Regions from separate parts of the Homo sapiens genome. Here region 1 is linked to region 2. Evidence: chromatin contacts called from ENCODE Hi-C data. All regions are on one chromosome and are shown on one strand. The core of a region is the stretch at or near the end of the contact, and the rest is flanking DNA. Distances in the headings are between cores, read along the strand shown. Region 1 has its middle 62 kb from the start of IRF4. Region 2 overlaps LINC03066 (long intergenic non-protein coding RNA 3066).

Region 1 (4,188 bases), core at 1,481-3,980, 260 kb before region 2:
TGGGTGTGGGTGTGAGCGTGCCTGTGATGGCATGGCATCCTCACCAGGGTTGGTTCCTGCCTAGTGCCCCGAGCTGCTGGGACACCCACAACCGTTAACTGGAATGAATGCATTAGAAAAGAATGAATGAGGATGGGCGCGGTGGCTCACGCCTGTAATCCCAGCACTTTGGGAGGCTGAGGGGAGTGGATCAGGAGGTCAGGAGATCGAGACCATCCTGGCTAACAGTGAAACCCTGTCTCTACTAAAAATACAACAAATTAGCCGGGCATGGTAGCACGTGCCTGTAGTCCCAGCAATTCGGGAGGCTGAGGCAGGAGAATCGCTTGAACCAGAGAGGCAGAGGTTGCAGTGAGCCGAGATCGCGCCACTGCACTCCAGCCTGGGTAACAGAGCAAGACTTCATCTCCAAAAAAACAAAAAAACAAAAACAAAAAAGAATACAATTTATTGTAAAATAAAAATTTGTGACGTATACGATAAGCATACAAATGCATGACAATGAAAGCGGTAAGGAAGTGCTCGACAAGCCCAACATATTTGATCTTGTCTGTTTTTGAACTCGCAGTGATGGGGTGCTTCCTACACTTCTCACTTTCAAACATGTATTCCTTGATGTACCCTGTTGCAGTGAGTGCTAAGGGTACACCGTGCTCCCCTGAGGTCTGTGGCCACTAAAAAGCAGAAAGTGTGACATTTGAAACAAAAACACAAGTGATAAAGAGCTTTGAGGCTGGACAGGTGAGGGGTGGCTGTCAGACGATTCACCTTCGCCTGTCACCAGACATGAAGACTAAGCCTTCCTCCCTGCACCACTCACCACCACCACAGCTGCCGTCCCTCACTGACTCACCAGAAATCGGGTTAATAGTCATCTTACTTGTTTGTATTAATCTTTCTGAATGTATGTATGGCTCCCATTTACTTCAATGCTTTGTATTAGAAGTGTGCGGGGTCTTTATGTAGAAATTTGGTGCTGTTTTTGTGACCAGGAATATGCCATAGGAACTTAACCCTTGTTTATATCAATTAGCCTGGGATCCAACTGGTTTCATTATATGTTGTTTCACTTACAATTTCCAAGAACCTATCAAGGACATTGAGGACTTACTGCATAGAAAAGCTGAGTGATACTATCAACCAGCTTCACTTAATTGACATGTATATGCTCTGCCACATGGCATAATTCACATTATTTTCAAATGCACATGGAACATTCACCAAGATAGACCATAAAACATTTGCTCATCTATTAAATAAATCTTACCCAACTTTAAAAGAACCGAACTCATATAAAGTATGTTCTCTGGCTACAACAGAATTAAAGTAGAAATAACAAACAGAAAGTTATCTGGAAAATTCCCAAGTATTTGGAAATTAAACACACTTCTAAATATCCCATGGGTCAAAAAAGAAATCACAAGATAACTTAGAAAATATTTTGAAATGAATGAGATAATACAATGTATCAAAAATTATGGGGCAATCTAAGGCAGTGCTGAAAGGAAAATGAACGTCATTAAATGCTTTCACTAGAAAACAAAAAAAGTCTCCAATCAACACACGAACCTTCCACCTTAAGAAAAGAGGACAAGGAGAACAAATTAAATCCAGAGTAAGTGCAAGGAAGGAAATAGTATGAGAGCAGAAAGGAATCAAACTGAAAACGAGAAAAGCCAAAGAAAAAGAATCTATAAAACCAAAATCAAATTCTTTGAAAAAAATCAATAAAATTGATAAATCCTTAGAGTGATGTAGAAAAAAAAAAGACACAAGTTGCTGATATCTGGGCTGAAAGCCTACCGACATTATGAGGGTGTTATGAACAACACTATGCCAAGAAATTTGGTATCATGGATGAAATGGACAAACTTGCAAATACAAACTACCAAAGCTCACTCAGGAAGATTTAGATAACCCAAATATTTTTGTATTGAAGAAACTGACTTCACAGTTTAAAATCTTCTCAAAACAAAAGCTCCAGGCCTAGATGTCTTCACTACTGAATTCTACTAAATATTTAAAGAATAATTATTTTACAATATAGGACTCTCTTAGCATATAGGAGCAAACTCTTTCCAATTCTTTTTCTAATTCCTGCGTTTCCCTAATGCCAAAACCAGATACAGACATTATGAGAAAAGCAAACTACTGACCAGTGACACTGATGAACATAGATGGTAAGGGTTTGATACAATGTTGCCAAGCAGAATCCAGCGATACACAAAAAGGGTAAAAAGCATGACCAAGTGTGGCTTACCCCAGAAGTGAAAGGTTGGTTCAACGTTTGAAAATTAACGAATGTAATTCATCTTCTGAAAAGATTTTTTTAAAAAAGAAAAACTGATCATCTCAATTGATGGAGCAAAAGCACGTTGGCTGTGGGTCCCGGCCTCAGCTCCCATGTCGTTTCTGCTGCTCACCCATCTGTGGCCTTTGCTAAAGGACTAACAGCCCTGAGTGGACTCCCCTCATCTGATGACAGGCAGAGCCATTCCGTCCTCCCTGTGCTGGAGCGAGAACTAGCGATGGTAATGGAATTGTTGCCTTAAGAGCTTGAGAAGCAAGAACGGGCACTCATCAGCGTCCCTGCCCTACTGGCCCGTGGAGGCAGCGCTGGGGGCTGGCCTCCTGAAAGAGGCAGCAGCGGCATTCCCAGCTGGCCCCCGGAGCATCACAGGGTGAGTCTGTGCCAGAAACGAGTCAGGCTCACACGCAGACCGTGGCTCAGGGCTCTGTGTGCAAAGGGCAGCTGGCCGTGTGTCTGATCCTTGCCAGAGGCAGCTGTGTCACCAGTTCCAAAATCCCATCAAAAGCTGCATTTAATTCAGTGAGCCACAGAGAGTCCTCAGAGATTTCTTAGCAGACCAGTAACGACTGCAGAAATGCTGGGAGTTATTGGAAATCCAGATCGCACACGTTAATTGTAACTGACAAGGGACCCAGGTGATGAGGATGCTAAGTTCACCAAAAGCACTGCTCAGAAAAAGGCACCCTTGCCTTGCCAACATCCCCAGGTCCCTGGGATCTGGCCAGGACCCCACATGGACTTTCACCGTAGCAGGCTATGGCTTCCTGCTGTTTCCTTGAGTGAGCTTGTGTGTCTGTCTCCCAGCTCCCCTGGAGTCGTGCCGAGAGCAGCTGTAGGTTCTTCTCCCCAGGTCAACCACATGGAGAGACAAGGAGGACACACGCAGGTGCACCCAAGGAGGGGAGGGGGGCACTCCATGCTGGAGCAGACACACTGCTCAGTTCCATTGGTAGCACTGCCATCCCTTCCACTAAAGGTTTTGCTTCGTAACGCAGTAGCCCCCTGTGTTCTCAGAGTCCTTTCCCCTGGCCCTTCCCATTCCAGGATGGGAGGCCCACTAGGTGTTCAGCCCTGGCTGTAGCAGTCATCTCCTGGGATGCTGGCTGGCGCATTTGTGCATTCATTGAAGCTGAGCTACATGACTTTTAGTGTCAGATGCTTCGAGTCTCTGGGGAAACTGGCTCAGGACAAAGGCATTTGGGATAGTTCAAAAATGGTAGGAAGCCTCAGAAAGTGAGACCAAGCTGGGTGAATTTAAGCAACATTTATCCAGCATATTGTGTAATGCCCAACCATTCATGTGTTCATTAAATTATAGCTATTTTTAATTTCTTTCAAGAAAAAAAAGAAATGGCCACAGGTCAGTTATAATGTAGCACATTTGACACCCAGCACCATGACTGCCTTACACATGGGAATCTATTTAATCTGAGGTGGGCTCTATTATCGCCATTTCACATTTGTGGAAACAGCCATGGAAGAACTAAAGAATTTGCCCCAGGTCCTCCCAAAAGCACCTGCAAGTTGCCAGGCACACCACCTCATCACGGACGCACTCCAGCCCCATAGTCAGGGCTGCCTTGCGCCTACAGCTTGGCCATCCCCGAATGACATCTTGGCTCCTGGCCTCGTCCGCACACCCCCAAGCCTGTTTACCCTACTACTACCTGGAACTGACTCTGGAACACTCTGGAACAAGCAGAGACTTTCCTAGGCTGAACTTAAAACTTCTGTGCCTGTTTGCCAAAAGCAAATCAAAACCTCAGACATGGATATGTCAGAGAAGCGGTGGCATTTCTTATTACTTCAGCCCCAGGCTGAAGGCTGGAGATTGATTACAAGCGACCCAGTGACATCAGGGACCCAGAACACTGCCA
Region 2 (4,277 bases), core at 1,124-3,623:
TGGAGGCTGGTCCTCCACCCATGCTGGTCTTTGAGCTGGCCGATGCTGGTGATGTGGACCTTCAATACTTGTATGAACCATCCGTCACACAAGTACAGGTCTCGGTGAGTTCCTCATGCAGGGACAGCCCTGTACCTTCCTGCTGCCCTCTGCCCAGGCCCCAGCGGCAACAGCTCCTGTGGCTTCTCCAGCCCCAGCACGCAATCCGGGGCTTCATTATGAGCCAAGTGAGGCCAGCACCCCTCTGTCTTCTGGGGACTTCAAATCGCTTTGCATTTTCACTTCAAGGCAGCATCTCTGGGCCACCAAGGGCTGCAGGTGTCCAAGCAGAAATGGCCTCTGTCTGAGGCTGCTGCAGACGGTACTTGTACAGACAACAACCTCTGACCTTGAGGTCACCCTTTGGCCAATGACCTTCCATTGCTAAAGGAAATCAGGAAGCTCATAGGTTATGGTGCTCCTGAGCCAGTTTTCACACCACACTGCACTCTGGCTGGGGCTAAGTCCTTGCCCTCCCGCGGCACTTTGAGACAATGAATCATTCCCTTGTTGGGTGGGGAGGCACAGGTGGGTCCCTATCCAGGGATCATGACCAAACACACCCAGGCACCTGATGGCTGCCCCCAGCCCTCCCTGAAGAGCTCAATCACTCCTGTGGAGGTGGAGCTCAACAACACAACACTTCTCTGAAAAGAACTTTGGGCCTCAGGGCATGAGGGGGGTGTGTGATGTCATGGGGGCTTCTGGGCCCCTTTTCTGTTCTAGTGAACCAGAGAAGGTGATTGTGGCATCTCAGACCCCCAAGGAAGGGGGAGGCAGGGTGCAGCCACACAAACAAACAGTGAGCAAGTTCCCTGCGGGTTCAGAGCCCTGGCCTTGGCACCATCATTCACTCTGTAATCATTGAGTTGGTCCCCAGATCTTCCGCTGATTCAACGCTCATGTATTAACCTCCTGTCCATCTCAGTCGTGTGCTGGGCGAGGACCAGGACACAGGGAAGCCCAGTCACAGCCCCGAGGCACGAGACAGCAAAATCACTAAGCACAGAGCTATCAGGCCTCTGTTGCAGCGCTGGTAAAGCTCTAAGAAAGCACAGTTAAGCATCAGGAGGGTGTCACTGAAGAAGGGAGACTTAGGTTGAACTCCAGCTGGGACTCAGATGTGAGCAGTTGCCATGAGGCTCCTGAGAACTGTCTAGCTCCTGAGTGTGGTTCCCTCCCAGGTAGGACGGGAGGGGTTCAGGGGAGGCAGAGGCTTCTGACTTGCCTTCCACAGTGCTAGGGAGCCAATGTCTGTCCTTGAGCAACCATAGCAATGTAACAAAACTGGTTCTTTATGGTTTGGGGACTGCAGCACTTTGCAGAGGATTGGCTGGGGAAAGACAGGTCAGTAGACAGAGGCCCCCTGGAGGTGAAGGTGCAGGCTGGGGAGTGGGCGTGGGAGATACAGGGAGGCTTGGCTAAGGCTGGCATTAGGGAGCAGGAAGACACAAAGCTCTGTCTCAGGCTTCTTGCTTGGGTGTTGTTCTGGGTTGAATCCTGATTCTCTTTTCCTCGAAAAAGAAAGTTTCTATGTTGAAGTTCAAAGCAGTTCTTGAAAATGTGACCTTATTTGGAGACAGTGTCTTTACAGAAGTAATCAAGTAAAAATGAAGCGTTAGGGTGGGCCTTAATCCAATATGACTGGTGTCCTTACGGAAAGGAGAAATTTGGAGACATGGACACACACGGAGAACATGTGAAGATGAAGGCAGAGATGGCAAACACAAAGATGGCTAGCAAACCACTAGAAGCCCTCAGAGGCTCCAACTCCGCCAGCACCTTGCTCGCAAACTTCTTGCCTCCAGAACCGTGAAAGTATAAAGTTTCCGAGATCTTAGGCCCCCTGGTTTGTGGTTCTTTACAGCTCTGACAAACACACACAGATGCCTATGAAAGGGTGATGGCCTCAGAGGGCTAGGGGCTGGGGAAGCCAGCCGGTTTGAAGAAGAGAGCTTGTGTGGGGTGGGACCTGCTGAGGAGGGGTCCAGCTTGGAATGTGGGAGTTGTCAGGAACCCCTGATTGGAGCCAAGGAACCTCCTGGCACAAAGCAGTGAGTTACCAGTCTCAGGGGACACTTAAAATTGGAGCTGGCAAGGGGAAGGATTAACAAAGGTGGCAGAAAACAGTCACAGAGGTAGGACAGGGCAGAAAAAAAAACAAAAAAAACAGTCACAGAAGCAACGAGAAGAAACTGTTGAGAGGGTTGAAACCCTGGGGACAAAGCAAGTGGGAGCAGGCCGCCCCGTTGCTGTTGAACGCCCCGGGAGTTCCAGTCCAACCGGGAGGTTTGCCTCCCCACTCCGAAGGAGAGGGGGCTGCCCAGGGGGAAAGGACTGGCCTTCAGAGTGAAAGGAGATTTTCAGCTATTTGTTATTTTGGCCATTGTCCTAGGGCAGGGGCCGTTTCTGAAGTTTTATGTGGAGACTGAATTTAAATCCAGCCACTGAGCTGAAGAGAACAAGATGTACTTTTTTGCTTTCTCTCTTTTACTCTTAGAAACTTCATGATGATCAACCACACCTCACATTTGCTTCATTCAGTCTATGGACCAGGAAGAATTTTCTGTGACACATTCAGGTTCTTACTCATTTACAGAGTCACAGATCTGTCAGCCTGGGAACCGGCCCCCAAATGGAAGACCTAGGCAGTTCTGATGGGTCCATCTGCAAGGTATGTTTTGCAAAGGGCCCCTTTACGTTGAATTCCCTTTCCCTGAAACATGGCAGGGGAGGAAGAAGACACACACAAAAACCCTGTGTTCTGAAATAACAGGAATTCAGTGACAGGCCTCAGAGGCTTGTTGTGTCCTTCAAAAGTCATCCTCAGAGGTAGGGCCATGTCAATGTGAGAATCTGTATTCAAATGAGGAAGCCACCTTACCCATGAGGGCCCTTGTGCTGAATTTTATGGAAAGATCTGGAAGTGTTGCCCACACTCAGGTACTATTAGCAAGTGTGGGGTTCATCCGTACATCAAATAAGGGAAGCTGATGTAGAGATGAACCCGTGCCTGCTGATTGGTAGGATTCGGATCTGCAGGATTATATGTGTGACGCTTAGGAGTTGGGTACAACTTTGTTAAAACAGAAACATTTTCTCACCACACCAAAGAGGCTGTGGCAAGGCCTGCTTCTCCCACAATCATCTGGCTCCCTCTAGCGGGTCCCTGGCCACTGGACAGTGAGGTGGAGACTATGGTCTCGCCCACGCTAGCTGACCGACCCATCTGTCAACTCCAGCCCAGAGCTGTGGGGAAAGGAGTCGGGGAACCACCTGGAGGCTGAAATTCGGATGGAGCCCTCAGCTCTCAGGCACCCTCCTTCGTGAAGCCTTCCCAAGTCTCCCTGTGGTTTATCACACGCTTATGTGTGTTGATGTATCAGGCACATATTGCCTAAGAATTCACGTACGTCTGTCTTTTTCTCTAGACCATGAATAACTTGAGTATATATTTTTTCTGTGTTCATTTTTGTTTTCTTGGCACCTAGTACAGTGCCTGGGACAATAGTGTTAAAAAATAAGTGTTTAGGCCCAGCGCGGTGGCTCACGCCTGTAATCCCAGCACTTTGGGAGGCCGAGGCGGGCGGATCATGAGGTCAGGAGTTCAAGAGCATCCTGGCTAATATGGTGAAACCCCATCTCTACTAAAAAAAACATACAAAAAAAAGTAGCCGGGCGCAGTGGCAGGTGCCTGTAGTCCCAGCTACTCGGGAGGCTGAGGCAGGAGAATGGCGTGAACCCAGGAGGCGGAGCTTGCAGTGAGCCGAGATCGCACCACTGCACTCCAGCCTGGGCGACAGAGTGAGACCCCGTCTCAAAAAAAAAAAAGTGTTTATTGACTTAGTAAGGAAATAAAATGCCAGCTAATTCAGGCTCCTGTGCTCCATATACAAATAAAGGGCTGGCACTGCCAAAGTTAATCTATACAACAGTGGCTAAGCTCTTATTTCTAAGGATGCAGATATTGGGGGATATGAACCTTTCATAATGCACATATTTTGACAGAGTTAAAGCCTTAAGTTTTCTGGAAGAAATAAAATGTTAACTGGATCACTACACTTTTAACTTCCATAATCAAAATATAAAATCCTATAAACACATGGCAGGAAGGTTTTGATGTGTGACTTACTGGGAAAGCCCAGGGGTCTAGGGTGGCCAAGGGCAAGGGGAAGAAATTCGGGGCAAGGAAGCACTGACTGTCCATGTCTGATGGGGACTGAACATGCTCTTGTCTT

The links. A loop is a pair of places that touch in the nucleus more often than their neighbours do. Pooled maps may share reads with other maps.
Region 1: a loop to region 2 is called in a pooled map, with 2.3 times the contacts of the local background. The contact joins two enhancer-like sites. A Hi-C loop is called at or near these places in 4 of 168 maps with a recorded cell type or tissue (CD4-positive, alpha-beta memory T cell, CD8-positive, alpha-beta T cell and naive thymus-derived CD4-positive, alpha-beta T cell) and 9 of 50 pooled maps.

The regions. Positions count from the first base shown.
Region 1 is chr6:451,798-455,985 of GRCh38, reverse strand. No RefSeq gene overlaps it. Among named protein-coding and RNA genes, the nearest start is that of IRF4, 62 kb to the right of the region's middle. Within about 2 kb of position 2,730, at least 3 of the 41 ENCODE cell types and tissues checked have a DNase peak (open chromatin) inside an H3K27ac peak, as active enhancers do.
Region 2 is chr6:187,912-192,188 of GRCh38, reverse strand. It overlaps LINC03066 (long intergenic non-protein coding RNA 3066), which reads left to right. Exons shown (of 8, transcript NR_126020.1): 3 at 2,540-2,713. Among named protein-coding and RNA genes, the nearest start is that of LIRIL2R, 9.7 kb to the right of the region's middle. RefSeq lists an enhancer at 2,821-2,880. Within about 2 kb of position 2,373, at least 3 of the 41 ENCODE cell types and tissues checked have a DNase peak (open chromatin) inside an H3K27ac peak, as active enhancers do.